Regions from separate parts of the Homo sapiens genome. Here region 1 is linked to region 2. Evidence: chromatin loops called from intact Hi-C (ENCODE). Cell type or tissue: A673. All regions are shown on one strand.

Region 1 (8,000 bases), 810 kb after region 2:
CAGCTAGAGCGCAACCTCTTCCCCATCCAGGTGGAAGCAAGCCCACAAGCTCTCTCTGTTGAGATGTCCTCAGCACCCAAGCCTTGCTGGTCCAACTGCCCATCAGCCCCAGACGCCATGTGGTCAAAAGAAGTGGACACCCTGGAGTTGAACATGGAGGAGAGGGAGAATTGTTTAGGTCATGATGGTCCCAGAATCCTCCTCCTGCTTTCCGCAATCCTTCTGAAGAGACCTGAATTCAAATTTTCATTGTTCCCTTTTAGGATCTTTGTTTCAACAAATGCCAGCCAAATACCAAGCCCAGTGCTGAGGACACAACATTGAATAAATCAGGGATGAGTCCTTCCTTCTAGGAATGTTTACTCCAAAGGGGAAATAATTGTCCATGTGATCTAGCTCTAATTACAGAGTGTTGTGAATGGGCAAATAAAGGCTGTGGTGGAGGGCAGTGTTGCTGATTCATATTTCTGCCCTCACTTTCTGTACCCACCTTGTTACAACAGAACTTCCGTCCATGTTATCTGTACACTAAAGGTGTCCATTTCATTCCATCTCATCCTTGGACAACGTTTAACAAGTTGCATGTGAAAAAAGGTGGCTGAGATGATGGAAAATCTAGAATTCAGGTGATCTGATGATTGGCTGAGAGTACTGATGATTGGCTGAGAGCACTAATGATTGGCTGAGAGCACTGATGATTGTCTGAGAGCACTGATGATTGGTTGAGAGCACTGATGATTGGTTGAGAGCCCTGGTGATCTTCTGTCAAAGAATCAAGGGAGGGAAGTAAACAATTACTTTCTTCAAACATTGAATGACTGTCCCACAGCAGGGGAATTAATAACCTCTAGGAATCCCCTGGAAGGAAAAATAGGAAGAGGTAAGTGAAGGCAGCACGGAGAGACTCCAGTACTTTACCTCAATAGGGCAAGACTTGGAAATGTGTTATCCAGCAATGCAAGGGGCTGCCTTGGAAAGGCGAGCTCCTCATCTTTAGGAATGTTCAAATATTTATCCAACGGCACCCTTAAAAGGGACCTGAACACAGCAGACAGGGCAGGAGAAAAAGCCAGGAAGAACTGGGAGTTGAGAAGTTTGTTAGGGATTTGGTGTCTGAGAAATGAGAGTATTGGGCAGTGAAAAGGGGTAAGAGAAGTGTGGCCAGGGTTGCCAAGTGTGTCTCCTTCAAAGAGAAGCGTGGAAGGAATAGAATTGTTTTTCAGTTTTATCTTGCCATGTCCTAGATAATAGCTAAGTTTCCTGAGATCAAAAGCAGTCATGGCTTTTTTCTTCCAAACTTTCTTTGTTTCTATTTTCTCTGGTCTACCTAAAGTAAAACAACAGTAAACAATAGGATCTGGCCAGGCACAGTGGCTCACACTTGTAATCCCAGCACTTTGGGAGGCTGAGGCAGGCAGATCATTTGAACCCAGGAGTTCCAGACCAGGCTGGGCAACAAGGCGAAACCCTGTTTCTACTAAAAATACAAAAATTATCTAGTTGTGGTGGTACACACCTGTAGTCCCAGCTACTCAGGAGGCTGAGGTGGGAAGATCACTTGAGCCAAAGAGGTCAAGGCTTCCGTGAGCCATGATCCCATCACTGCACTCCAGCCTGGGCAACAGTGAGATTAAAAAAAAAAAAAAAAAAAAAAAAAAAAAAAAAACGAAAGAAAGAGAGAGAAAAGAATCTGAGAGAAGCCACTTTCTACCTTCCTTTCTTCCTCTTAAAACCTCCAGTCCTGAAACATATGATATGTTATGAAAATATCGATTCATCTCAGCTTTTCCTTAAGTTGCTTGTACTTATAGAACTGTACCTGTCACCCTGCTCAATAAAGATTTGATGATTGAATTAAAAATAAGTTCCAGCCGGGCGCAGTGGCTCACGCCTGTAATCCCAGCACTTTGGGAGGCCAAGGTGGGTGGATCACGAGGTCAGGAGTTCAAGACCAGCCTGGACAACATGGTGAAACCCCATCTCTACTAAAAATACAAAAAAAAAAAAATTAGCTGGGCCTGGTGGCACATGCCTGCAATCTCAGCTACTCGGGAGGCTGTGGCAGGAAAATTACTTGAACTCGGGAAGCAGAGGTTGCAGTGAGCCAAGATTGTGCCATTACACTCCAGCCTGGGTGACAGAGCGAGACTCTGTCTCAAAAAAAAAAAAAAAAAAAAAGTTCCAGGCCGTAATAGTCTGTCCTGTGTATCAACATATGTCTCAGCAATAACACTGGGCAGGGGATCTTAACAGAAAACTCTGTAGCCACATGGAGTGGAGCTATGTTTTATCAATTTGATTATAATTTAGAGGGGTTAAAACTTGGGGGGGTACCTGACTCTTTGGAGTTATGTAGTATTTACTGTATGTTCTGGCACTTCCTAGAGCTGTTCCTTCTCCCTTGATAGTGTCGCCCAGCGCTGTATGTTCCTTGGAGTATGCTGTCATCTAGTTGTGTGAGAGCCACATTACAAGCCTATTTGTCACATGCTTACATAATGTTTATTTTTCCTTATACTAATATTACCTCCACTGAATGTTAATTCGTTGTAGCGTTTCTTTTGATAGGTTCGACCTTTTCTTCTGAGATGTATCTTCAATTTCAGGACACAATTTAGAGGCTTAAAGGTATCTTTGATGCTTTGACAACAAACCTCATGTAAACTTCCACTTTTTTTATTTTTCGTGCTTTGGTAGAAGAGCTGTTCAGATAAGAATTGGGATTCTTGCCGGGCGTCGTGGCTCACGCCTGTAATCCTAGCACTTTGGGAGGCCGAGGCGGGTGGATCACGAGGTCAGGAGATCGAGACCATCCTGGCTAACACGGTGAAACCCCGTCTCTACTAAAAATACAAAAAATCAGCCGGCCGTGGTGGTGGGCGCCTGTAGTCCCAGCTACTCGGGAGGCTGAGGCGGAAGAATGGCGCGAACCTAAGAGGTGGAGCTTGCAGTGAGCCGAGATCGCACCACTGCACTCCAGCCTGGGTGACAGAGCGAGACTCCATTTCAAAAAAAAAAAAAAAAAAAAAAAAGGATTGGGATTCTTGGGTCTCATCCCTGCAAATTGAGTAAGTCTCTCAGCCTCAGTTTTATCATATTACAATTAAGCAATTAAGCGCTTAACTGTGCTAGCTGTTTCCAATGTCATTACATTAACCAACTGGTATAAAAATAAAATCGTCTGGGAAGAATTACTTACCGTACAGATCTGGGGCCCAATCCCCAGAGTTTTGACTCAATGTCTTTGAGAACCACTGGGCTAACTCGTTTCTTTCCACTGATTGAAATTTTAAATGGTTAAAGCAGCCTGGCTTTCTCAAGAAAAGTACACGGGCGCCACCTAGTGTCCCTGAAAAGTTCGTACAGCTCACACATCAGATGTATTGAAGCTTTAACTTGGCAGGGTTACCAGTTATAAATGCAATCGAATTTGCATTTTAATTAGTGAAGCCGATTATGTATTGAGATAAACAAGTGTTGTGCCATCGACTCACTTGGAATAATTAGTTTGATCTCACTTTTGATTTATGACTTGGCATTTTTCTGGACTCAGTTATGCCTCTCAGGCTTATTCTGTCTGAATCACACACAATTGCAATAGTCCAGCTTTTTGCAATTATCCGTATTTTTGTACAACTCCAGAAAAACCAAAGTGAAAGAATAAACAAAAAGATTTTCCCAGAAGAAAATGGCAATTTCTAACTTCTTCCTATGCCTACTGGCATTGTGGGACAGACTGCCAAGGAATTCAACCACATTCCACCCACTACCCACCCCTGGACTTCTATCCTTAGACTCTCACTGCCCCCAGAATAGGGAAGGTTATCAGGCCCCTAAGGAAGGACGCATGCTTTGCTTGGCTCTCTGGGCCTTGTCTGGGCACTGCACCCCAGTGTATTATCACCCTGCTGTGCCATAGAGCCCCACATCCCACAGTGCAAGCCACAGGCTAGCAGCAGCAGCATCCCCTGGGAGCTTGTTAGATGTGGAATCTCAGTCCCCAGCCCAGCCCTGAAGGATGAGAATCTATTTTCGCAAGATGCCCGGGGGATGTATATATGTGTTAAAGTTTGAGAAACCCTACCATAGAGAACACAAAGGCTTTAGCCGAAGAGAACGCTGATTCCCTTCCCAACATGCTACTTGTCTTTGCCGTGTTTCCAGCAGCATAAAATAGTCTGGAAGGATGAACATTGGGCACATCTGGCGTTGACATTAGAATCTGCTACTCGCTACTGGCGTAATTTGAGGAGCACCTGAAACTCTCTGTGCTTTCAGTTCCTCATCTGTAATATAGGAACTGCCCTTTTTAATTCAGGAAGTTGTTGTGGGCTAACATGTGTACTGTATTTGACATCATGCATGGTTCATAGTGATAAATATTAATTTCATTTCTACCCATCCCCTGCTTCCAGGTAGAAGTACAATGGAGTGTAGTTTCAACATTGCTTTATTTTAAAAATTAGCCACAGTGTCTTTGACATGCTTCCCATCAGAGGTGGTGTCTACCTTCCCTCCCCTTGACGTGGGACTGGCTCCTGATTCTCTTGTAACCAGAAGAATGGGGAAGAAGTTACTCTGAGGCTTCTCAGCACTAGAAAAGGAAAGGCCATGTAGCTTTCACCGGTTTTCTTGGGTTGCTTGCTGTGGGGGCAGCATGCAGCATTGAGAAAACTCCATGCTGGAGAGGCCTCATGTGGTGCTCCAGCAGACTGCCTAGCTGTGCCCCCAGACAAGAGTCACCATCCGCTGCCAGGCCACGGGAGTGAGCATCATGGATGTCTGGCCCTTGTGCCCTCAGGTGGCTGCAGCCCCAGCCAATATCTGACTACAGTGATCGACAACTGCCCAGCAGATGCCCTTCCAAAATTCCTGACCCACACGATTATGCAAAATCAAAGAGTTGTTTGGGGGTGATTTATTATGCAGCAGCAGTAACTGGAACACACTTTGGTTGGTGGTTTTTGTTATAGTTTTTACTTCTTCAACGAAGGACTTATTCTAAGTCAAGATTCGACAAACTGTAGCCCTCTGGCCAAATCTAGCCTACATCTGTTTTAGGTTATTGTGAATTTTCTTTAATAGACTTTGCTTTTTAGAGCAGTTTTAGGTTCACTGCAAAATTAAGTGGAAAGTACAGAGATTTCCATATGCCCCCTGCCCCTACACATGCACAGCCTCCCCCTTGATCGACATTCTCTACCAAAGTGGCATGTTTGTTGCAGTCAAAGAACCTCCATGGACACGTCATTATCACTCAAAGTCCATAGTTCACATCAGGGTTCACTTTTCATTTGCACATTCTATGGGTTTTGACAAGTGTCTGAGCTGTATCTACCATTGTCATATCATAAAGAATCGCTGCCCTAAAAAATCCTCTGTGCTCTACCTGTTCATCCCTCCCACACCCTAACCCCGGACAACCACTAATCCTTTTATTGCCACCTTAGTTTTACCTGTTCCAGTGAGTCCTGTGGTTGGAATTATATATTACATAGCTTTTCTCAGATTGGCTTCTTTTACTTAGTAATATGCATTTGTTTCCTTCATATCTTTTCATGGCTCGGTAGCACATTTGTATATATGTTAATACATTGTGGCTACAATAATTTTGAACAAATTGATCTGTTAGATTAAGAGTAACAAGTTAAAAATTTCATTTTACCTTCACTTATTTCTTCTCTGATGTTCTTTCTTTTGTTATGTAGATATGACCTTCTGACCTATAACAATTTTTATTGCCTTGAATAACTTCTTTGAACATTTAACAAGGCAGATCTGCTAGCATCAAATTCCCTGAATTTTTGTTTGTCTGAGAAAGCCTTTAAGTCTCCTTTACTTTTGGAGGATAATGTCACAGAGTATAGAATGCTAGACTGGTGGAGTTTTTTTCTCAACACATTCAATATTTCACTCCACTGTCTTCTTGCTTGCATGGTTTCCATGAAGTCAGATGAAATTCTTACCTTTGTTCCTCTAAGGAAGTAAGGTGTTTTTCACCTTTGGCATCTTTTGGGATTTTTTTCCTTATCTGATTTTTCTGTAGTTTGAAAACAATGTGGCTAGGCTTAATTTTGACATTCATCGTGGTTGGTGTTCTCTGAGCTTCCTGGATCTGTGGTTTGGTGTCTGATTTTCAGTCATTATTGTTTCCAACTTTCCATCTGTTCCTTTCTCTCTGTCTTCTCCTTTTGGTATTCCTATTAAACATATACCTTTTCTAATTATCCCACAGTCCTTGGATATTCTATGCCTTTTTCATTCAGCATTTTTTCCCTTTGCTTTTCAGTTCTGGATGTTTCTATTGAGATATCCTCAGCCTCAGAGAGTCTTTCTCAGCTGTGCCCAGCCTACTAATGAGCCCGTGAGAAGCATCCTTCATTTGTTAGTGTTTTTGATCTCTCGCATTTCTCTTTTATTCTTTCTTAGAACTTTGATCTCTCTATTTACATTGCCCATCTGTTCTTGCTTACTGTCCACTTTATCCATTAGAGCCCTTAGCACATGAATCATAGTTATTTTAAATCCCCAGTCTCATAGTTCCAACATCCGTGCCATAGCTGAGTCTGGTTCTGACATTTGCTCTGTCTTTTCAGACTGTGGTCTTTACCTTTTTTTATGCCTTGTGATTGTTTGTTGATAGCCAGATGTGATGCACTGGGTCAGAAACGGTGGCAAATAGGCCTTTGGTGAGGTGTGGGGAAGGGAAGGGTTCCATAGCCCTGTGATTAGGACTCAGTGTGTAGACCTGTGATTAGGACCCAGTCTGTCTTGAGCCTGTGCCCTGGACTGTGAGCTTCATTCAGCTTCTCAGTTTTTCCCTGAGCTAGGACAGGGTGGCTAGGGGGAAATGGAGTTGGGTTTTTATTTTCCTCCAGGTCCATTAGGCTCTGCAAAAAAATTAAAAACCAACAGTTTAAGCTCTGATAAAGTGATTTCTATTGAGGGAAGGCCTTGTTAAGAACTAAATGCTATGGCATATTTTTAAGTGGTTTCTTTTTCCCTCCTCCTGACAGAAGCATGAACAGATTTTTCTCTGATAGTCACTGTGAGAACCTGGTTAAGCTCCTGGAGATAAAACTCACAAAAGGGTGGGTGCCCCCTCAGATTGGGCCCTCCTGGAGATTTTAACTCCCAGACCTGTGCACACTGAGCTCCCAGCAACTCCTCAATCCCAGTTCAGATTTCCTACCCAGTACTGGTTCCCATGGACAGTTCTGCCTGTGGGTTTCTGCTCTGGTAAGCTGTGATCTTCTGTATCCTCCTGTCTGCCTCTCCAAATTTGGAGGAGCAGTTTGCCCTGTGGCCTTACTTCTCTGACAGAACTAAGAAGATTCTTGAAATTTTCTGTTTGTTTAGTTTTTAAATTATTGTTAGGATGGCATGGCAACCTCCAAGCTTCCTACGTGTCACTGGAAAATGGACATCCCATCTGTTTTTGTCAATAAAGTTTTATTGGAATACAACCACACTCATTCATTTCTACATTTTCTATTGCCACTTCTGTGCTGTGGCAGAGTAGTTAAGTAGTTGCCACAGAGACTTGATGGCCCACAAAACCTAAAATATTAGCTCTTTGGACTTTTGTAGACAATTTTTCATCATGTCTGTTCTAGGTAATAGGGATTGAATAATAGGTAAAATAAAGTCTATTTTTAATAGATTGTATAGTCTAATGGGGGGGGAGATACAGTAAAAACTAATAAACATCACGTGGTGATAAATGTCATGAGGAAACTAGAGAAAAGGGGAAAAAGTGACAGGGTAATGGGGTGGTCCAAGAAGGTAAAGTAACATTTCAGCAAAGATGAGAATGGGTTGAGGGAGCGCCTCTGGGGGTAGCTGGGTGATATGGTTTGGATCTTTGTAACCTGCTCAAATCTCATGTTGCATTGTAATCACTCATGTTGGAGCCTGGGCCTGGTGGGAGGTGATTGGATCGGGGGGGTGGAGTTCTCACGAACGGTTTAGCACCAACCGTCTTGGTACTGTCCTCATGA
Region 2 (8,000 bases):
CTGTATTCTCCTTGAGGACAAGAATCATGCCTTACTCTTCTTGGTAGTTCCCCCCTGAGGCTAGTAGTCTTGCTAGCACCTAATAGACACTAAGTGAGCATTTGGATAGAATTAATCTTGTACATATTTGAAGTGAAAATTGCTAATCCCTAAATATTGTGAATGTGGGATACATGACTGTGTTTGGATTTGTCTTTACAGTATTTCCTCACCTTATAAGTTGGAACCCAATTTTAGTCAAAATATTCGATGATAATATATAATTGCTTTGATCAAGCAGGAACCTCCAGGGGTGCCTATTTTTATATATGATTCGTATAAGATAATATACTCCCAATAAAAGTAATGGCTGCCGTGTATTGAGCACTTCCCACATGCTAGGCACTGTACTAAGCTATGAATGTATATAGTTCTCTTCATAATGTGGCCCCCTATTTCAGATCATGACATTGAGGCAGGAGAGAAGTAATTTGTCCAAGACCATAACTAATTTGTGGTGGAGGTTAGACTTTGATTCTCGCCATTACTCAATGCTTTTGCTCTTATGTAAAACGTTGTTTCAGACCAACAGCGTGTCTGAAAATGTCGACCAAGTTTCAGTCATTGTAGGATTCTCACATTTGATCACTTGGCTGCTCTATTAACTGTTATTAGAGAAACATACATGAAATTTTTCACCGTCTTTGCTTCTTTGCTCTGTATCAGTTTTCTGACTTCCTTCACAGCTTTCCTGGCTCTCACTTTAGAAGCTTGACAGTTATCTGTCCTATAATATCCTAGAATCTAATTACCAGATTCACTACCCTAGTCAAACCCCAAAGACCTCTGAACCTCTCTGTTGAGACTGGGTATTTTTATTCTTAGCTAACTAACTGAAACTGCCCAGAGAAGTGGGCCTTCCTTTATGGGGACCACTTCCCTTAGTTTGGGCATTAATTCTAATCCTCTCCAGTTCTTGCTATACTACAGGTTAATTCCAGTAATGTTTTTTTTCTTTTTGACATAATCAAAATAATAATAGCTAACAATTACTGAGCCCAGACAAAGTGCCAAGTATTGTGATAACTGCACAGCAAGCTTATGATATGGATGTTATTATTCACATTGTACACACAATGGAACTGAAGCACAATGAGATTAAGTGACTAATCCAAGGCCACACAGCCAGTTGTAAAGTGGTAAGTGAAGATTCAAAGCCAGGTGGTATGAGTCCACAGCTCATCCCTTAATCACTACATGACAATGCATTCTTACAAAAATGATTTAAAGTGCTTGACTTTCTGAAAACTGGTAGGCAGGATCTAGATCCTAGTGGATTTTTCTTTCTGCTGTACTAAGAAATTTAGATTTCACTCTAGTCAAAAATGTCACTAAAGGCTTTTAAGCAAAGCAGGAATACAACCAGATTTGTTTTTGTTTTTGTTTTTTTGTTTTTTGTTTTGCAAGATGGCTATATTAAAAGTGTAGAGAATGGATTAGTGGATGTAGACTAGAACAGTGGGTCTCAAACTTTAGCTTCAGAATTACCTAAAGAATTAATTAAAACACAGATTACTGGACCCCACCCTAGAGTTTCTGACTCAGTAGGTCAGGAGGGGCAGCTTGATAATTTGCATTTCTAGTAAATTCCCAAGTGTTGCTAATGGCACTGTTGAGAGGACCACAGTTTGAGAACTACTGGAATTGAAGCAAGGAGGTCATGTGAGGGCGCGAGGGTCTGGACTGTGACCCTAGGGAGGAGGGATTATGTAAAGAAACACTTATGTCAAATGGCAGGATGTGCTGAGTGAGTTGATGAGGAGCATGAGGAAAAGGGCAGAGTCCAGTATATCCAGATTTCTGAATTGAATGGCTTAGTAGATGATGCTTTTTGTTAACGAAACAGGAAATCCAGGTGGAACAGCAGTTTGGGAGGGAAAGAGGACTTATTTTTATATGAGATGAATTGAGACTATTTGTGGGGACGGTTAGTTCAAAGGTGTACAGTAGCAGTTTATTATGTGGGTCTAAGCTGGAGATGAACGTGTGAGAGCCAGAGTGGATGCATGATCATAGAAGTTTGGGGATTGAATGAGACCGCCCAGGAAACAAACACTACCAAAGACAGATCTTTGATAAGGATGAATAGGTGGATGGAAACCAGCAGGCTATTAAAGGAGACTAAGAAGGAACAGTATAGAGTCCTGAGTACTTAGGAGTCTCAAGAACACATCAAAAGGCTACAGGGAGATTATGTAAGGGGAAGGATTGGTGATCTTTATGGTCAGAACACTTTCCATGGAGAATGAAACAAAAGCAGATTGCTTGGGTTTGAAGATGGAATGGGAAGTGACTAGGAAAAGATGCATTATTTGAAAGGAAAGAGATTGTGTAGTACTGGGAAGGAAGATGGTAAAGGGCAGTTGCCTTAGGGAATTTGTTTTTGACTCTTTTCAGTGGAGAAAAATAGTCATAGTTATGCAAAAGAGAAAGGCCCTTAAGAGTGGAAGGTTGGAGGTAGATGAGAGGGGATAATGAAGTTAGAACCCCAAAGACACAGTAGAAAGTGGGACTGGAACACAGGTAATAGGAATACCAGTTCTTCTGACAGCAGGCAAGGAGTTTTATTTATTTATTTATTTATTGAGACGGAGTCTTGCTCTGTCACCTAGGCTGGAGTGCAATGGCGCGATCTCGACTCACTGTAATGTAACCTCTGCCTCCTGGATTCAAGCGATTCTCCTGTTTCAGCCTCCCAGGTAACTGGGATTACAGGTGCACCCACCACATCCAGCTAATTTTTCATATTTTTGGTAGAAATGGGGTTTCACCATCTTGGCCAAACTGGTCTCAAAATCCTGACCTCAAGTGATCCACCTTCCTCAGCCTCCCCGAGTGCTGGAATTAGAGGCGTGAGCCACCGCGCCCAGCTGAAAGAAGATTTAGTTGAGAGCTAAGGTGCACATAAGGGGACAACAAGTTAGAGGTGTTCATACCTAAAGAGCTATAATGTCCTCTGGCCAATAGGTTATCTGCAGAAATGAAGGTGGAGCATACAATTAAAATCTTGAAAATGATGAAGGGTAGAAATGGGCTCTTTAGGGATTCAGAACATACCAGGAACATAAAGTGTTTGCTGTAGCACTAAAGGCCCATTCATCTAGGTATCTGATCTGGAACAATCTGGCTATCTGCATGATACCTACTCCCCTCTCCTCCACCAATCACCAGCATCAAATGGCAGCCAGGGTGTAAAAACAGTGAAAGGGGACAGGATTCTCAGACAACTCTATAAACCACTACAACCATTGTGATAAACCACAGCTTGCTGGTAAGCTAGTTTTCACTTCTCATTAGTTGTTAATCACTTGCTTAATATTTGAGACTGCCTACAATTAGTGAAACCCCCATATAAGACTTATGATGCTTTCAGTATATTTTTTATTTACAAATACATTAAATTCACAGCAATGAGCAGGGAGGAATAGCAAAAGACATAAGATACTTACGCATACCTGTTTCGGCCTTCTGACTGCAGATCCACTCCTGACTCAGTTACGCTGTTAGCAGCCCAGCTCTTGGATATAGGTCAAGCTGACCTTGAATGGTTTGGTGGGGAAGGTGGTAGGATTTGCAGAATGGAAACTTTAGAACTCAATTATGATCCATGGGTTCATTAAGAATTACAGTATTGTTTTTGGGGTGTGTGTTTTTACAAGACTGGAGAAGTCCAGCAAAATGAGTGTTATTTTAGGTGATATAGTTGGAAAAGAAAAAGGAAAACGATTGTTCTGTTTACCATGTCAGTTCATTTCATAGCACAGTTGAAGACCACGTGCAGTCTTTTCTATTGTGTACACAGAAAAAATGCCACAATTCAAACTGCTGTATTAAAAATTGAGGATAAAAAATAACTTTTGAATGTTGATGATGAGAATTCAGAAATGAAGAATTCACAAATACCTAAAGCCAACATTGTCATTGTAAAAGAAAAGGCATAGTACAATTCCAGTAAACTTCATAAAGTTTCATTATCACAAGAGCTGGGTTAATTGGTTTTTAATATTCTATCTAATGTTCTTCTCATGATTAAATTACATTCAGTGGAAGTTTTTAAAAATTACAATTTTTTCAAATCACAACAGCAATTAAGACCAAAAAGAATCCGTTTTACACTGTGTCCAAAAGGCCAGCAGATGGCGCCCAGCAAGCCCAATAGGCAAAATGAGAACATTTGATGTAACATTCCCTGCATCCAAGTTATTTTAGGCCTAATTTTGCAGGAAGCAATTAAAAAAACTTGATGGCTTTAACTAATACTATGCTAGATAGAATAATCTGATGGCTAGATCCAGCTGTTTGGGAAGTTCTAGGAAGCTTGCTTGCCTTTTTGCCCTTAACCTTACTTTGTGTGTGTGTGTGTGTGTGTGTGTGTGTGTGTGTGTGTGTGTGTGTGTGTCAGTGTTTTCTTTTCTTGGCCTTTAAGCTACTCTAAAAGATTACAGTATTTATAATGAGGTAGAAGCATAGCAAGTTCTCCCTCTTCTGTTCATTAATCTCTTGCTGTCATTCTATACTGAGAACTAAATTAAAGAAAACTGAACTAACCCAGCTAATCTCAACCATTAGTAGGTCACGGATGTGTTTTTGGAGGATATAGACTCTTTTGCCCTCTAATTTTTTTGTTTTTCTTACCTCCAGAACTGTAAGATGCCCTCTAATTTTGGACAAGTGAAATGACAGCTGTTAACCTTTTATATACCTGACATGAAAATCAGCCAAGGACATGCCACGGGGCGTGCATGGCTCATGCCTGTAATCCCAGCACTTTGGGAGGCTGAGGCGGACATATCACTTGAGGCCAGGAGTTGAGACCAGCCTGGGCAACATGGTGAAACCCCGTCTCTACTAAAATACAAAAATTAGTCGGGCATGGTGGCGTGGGCCTGTAATCTCAGCTACCTGGGAGGCTGAGGTACGAGAATCCCTTAAATCTGGCATGCGGAGGTGAGCCGAGATCACACCACTACGCTCCCCCTTGGGCAACAGAGTGAGACTGTCCCAAAAAAAGAAAAAAGAACAACATGCCAGGCATGATGCCCCAAGCTAGTTGACCTCAGTGATCCTCAAGGGTGTGCCTCACGCCCTCCAAATGTTCCCCTCATCCGTGATCACACACTGGAAATCCTGATAGACAGTACTGCCCAAGCTGGGGCACTAATTCTTGACTTGAAGAATTGCTTAGTAGAGTACTAGGCAAGACTTTAAAGACTTCACATCTAAATTGAATGCCACAGTTAACTGACAGTAATCTTAGAATCAATCATTTAATGTTTCTTCATTTATAAAATGATCTCATAAAGTTGCTATGAAAGCAAAACAAAATGAAAAATATGAAACTTTTGAATAATTTAAGACCATACTTTTGAGAGAAGAATATGAAAAGCATAATCCACATTAAGATTGCCTCTAAACTTTTTCTAAACTTAACAAAAGACATTTTAGTAAATGAAACTATAAATATCAACTCTATTTTACTTGATCTAAAATTTACTAATCTCATTTCATGTCTCTTGATTTCTCTATCCTTCTAAAGGAGTCTTTTTTTAGAAATATGTTTAAAGAAGATTCAGGAAAGAAAGAAAGGGCAGTGGCAAGTACATTAGAGGGTAAGGAAGGGAAAAAATCTCATTTCTCTTGTTGCTTTGCTCCAAACTTGAAAAGTTCAATAAATGAGCATCAAACACTAACTTATTTTAGGGATTAACCAGTTACTGCTCATCAAATCTGATCATTTTGAGCTTATTCTTGAGAAATCTTTGTTTTAGACTCAGAATCTCTACAAGACAGTCCATGCCTCTTGGAACAACTTGCCAAGTGTTTTGAGGGAAGGACCATCTCAAGGCAAACTGTAAATAGCTTAAGTTTGTTTCACAAATTGGATCTCCCAGTCTGTCTGCTTCTCAGTATCATGAACCTTTCTAAAAGTCAAGGTTTTAAAAACTTTCTTGTCAAGTTCATTTGAAAAATGAGTTAATTTTTAAGAAATTTGTTAATTCTGAAAAGCAGCACATAGAGGCTTTGAGCATGGACTCTGGAGTATTTACACAAATATTTATTGCCATAGCATATTTTGCAATAAAGCATTGAAAAATCTCAAATTTCTTTCAATCACAGATTGGTCAAATTAGGATATCGCCATTATAATCAAATGCTGTATAGCTCTTAAAAATGATAATGGAGATTTATATTCTTTGCAAGAGGGATTACAAAACAGCATGTGTATCATGATCACATTTTTGTTACACCCAAAAGATTTTAGCTCTCTTTTCCTTGTTTCTATATTTGCTAACTTTAAAAAGTAAGGTTATACTATACTATATTTATTAGAAAAGAACAGTAATGCTAATTTTCTTTCTTTCTTTTTTTTTTTTTGAGACGGAGTTTAGCTCTTGTTGCCTAGGTGGGAGTGCAATGGCATGATCTTGGCTCACTGCAACCTCCGCCTCCCAGGTTCAAGTGATTCTTCTGCCTCAGCCTCCCGAGTAGCTGGGATTACAGGCGCCTGCCACCACACCAGCCTAATTTTTTGTATTTTTAGTAGAGACAGGGTTTCACCATGTTGGCCAGACTGGTCTCAAACTCCTGACCTCAGGTGATCCACCTGCCTCGGCCTCCCAAAGTGCTGGGATTACAGGCATGAGCCACCGTGCCCTGCTCTAATTTTCATTTTGTAAAAAACCACAGAGGAACTAAGAAGAAAAAAAGTGCTAAATTTAAATTGTATCCCCAAAATATGTTTGATTGTAAGTAAAAGCTCTGCAAGAGTTTATAAACAAAATAAATAACACATTACCTCGCTAACTACCATATCAAATATAAAATTTGAAAACTATTTTTTTTTTTGTAAAACTAGCAATGAGCTTTGCTAGTAAGGTATAGTAAGGTCTAATGTGTCTTGCCCTGAGAAGAGGTTATGCAGGCAATAGAATACATCCAATGTACTGGAGATTTTTCACTATTAAGTGAAAGAAATGAAGTAGTTTAAAGTTATATGCCAATGTCATTTTTTAAAAATATATGTTTTTTCTTTTAAAATAGAGATGAAGTCTCACTGTATTGCCCAGGCAGTCTCGAACTCATGGGCTCAAGCAGTCCCCCTGCCTGAGCCTCCTAGAGTGCTGGGGTAACAGGTGTGAGCCACTGTGCCTGGCCTTTTTTTTTCCTTTTTATTTAATATATATTTTTTTCTTTTAAAATAGAGATGAGGTCTCATTATATGCCAATGTCATTTTAAAGTGCTAATTCCATCTTGCTCAGTGAAAAGGGACTATTATATGTACAGTGTGATACTTATTGTTTTTATGTGAATTAAATGAAAACTCTAAAAATAGTTTGTAACGTGAAAAGCCCTTCCATACTGATCCTAATCATTTCCCAAGCCTCTCAAAGGACAACAGAATTATCTGTCAGAAAATAGTTACTTGCTCTCTCACCCCCATTAGCCAAATCAATATATGAGATATGGAGAATTTGAGGAAGTGGGGACATGTAGATGTTCAGTAAACATTAAAGCAATTAATCATTAAATCAGTCTACATCATTTACTAACCAGGAAATACTGTACTGAGTCTCAGTGATGTTTAGCAAATAGAGTTTTCAGTTAAAATAGATACTGATTTCCAGGTTTAACTAAACCTAAATCTAGAAAAAGATTCATCGATCCTTAAGTTATCCTAATGGAAAGAGTAATAGACTGTTAAGCACAATATACATAAAATTGAGCATTTCTTTTATCTTTAACTGGGAGATGACCTAAAGATTCACTAAGTATTATAGGGAGCTAACCCTATATAATTTTCACTCTTCTCAAAGAGGGTTCATACTATGTCATTACATGCTGTTAACCACTTTGCTGGAGAGAATAGTACAACACTTCCCCAAACATTAGTGTTACAGATTGTCATTTAATTTGTTCCTAATTTTAGTTCTTGAGTTACAAATCTCAATTTTATTATTAC

What was found. A loop is a pair of places that touch in the nucleus more often than their neighbours do. Peaks named below come from ENCODE experiments on the same cell type or tissue, not always from the same donor. Only the 100,000 strongest peaks of a DNase experiment are listed, where the experiment ranks them.
Region 1: it touches region 2 in a loop (5-fold over the local background); 34 of 110 quality-filtered maps call a loop at or near these places.

What each region holds. Positions count from the first base shown.
Region 1 is chr20:9,612,582-9,620,581 of GRCh38, reverse strand. All of the region lies in intron 3 of PAK5 (p21 (RAC1) activated kinase 5), which reads left to right. It overlaps LOC101929348 (a long non-coding RNA gene), which reads right to left and starts at 575. Exons shown (of 3, transcript XR_244242.4): 1 at 491-575. RefSeq lists an enhancer at 3,961-4,150. In A673, CTCF peaks have their summits at 2,454 and 3,344 (motif pointing left); DNase peaks (open chromatin) are centred at 2,421 and 3,331.
Region 2 is chr20:10,423,468-10,431,467 of GRCh38, reverse strand. All of the region lies in intron 1 of MKKS (MKKS centrosomal shuttling protein), which reads left to right. All of the region lies in intron 1 of LOC128706665, which reads left to right. The region is part of intron 1 of LOC128706666; the gene reads left to right. Among named protein-coding and RNA genes, the nearest start is that of MKKS, 6.8 kb to the left of the region's middle. RefSeq lists a silencer at 3,156-3,205. In A673, CTCF peaks have their summits at 3,963 and 4,168 (motif pointing right); a DNase peak (open chromatin) is centred at 4,207; H3K4me3 peaks cover 438 bases; H3K27ac peaks cover 2,487 bases.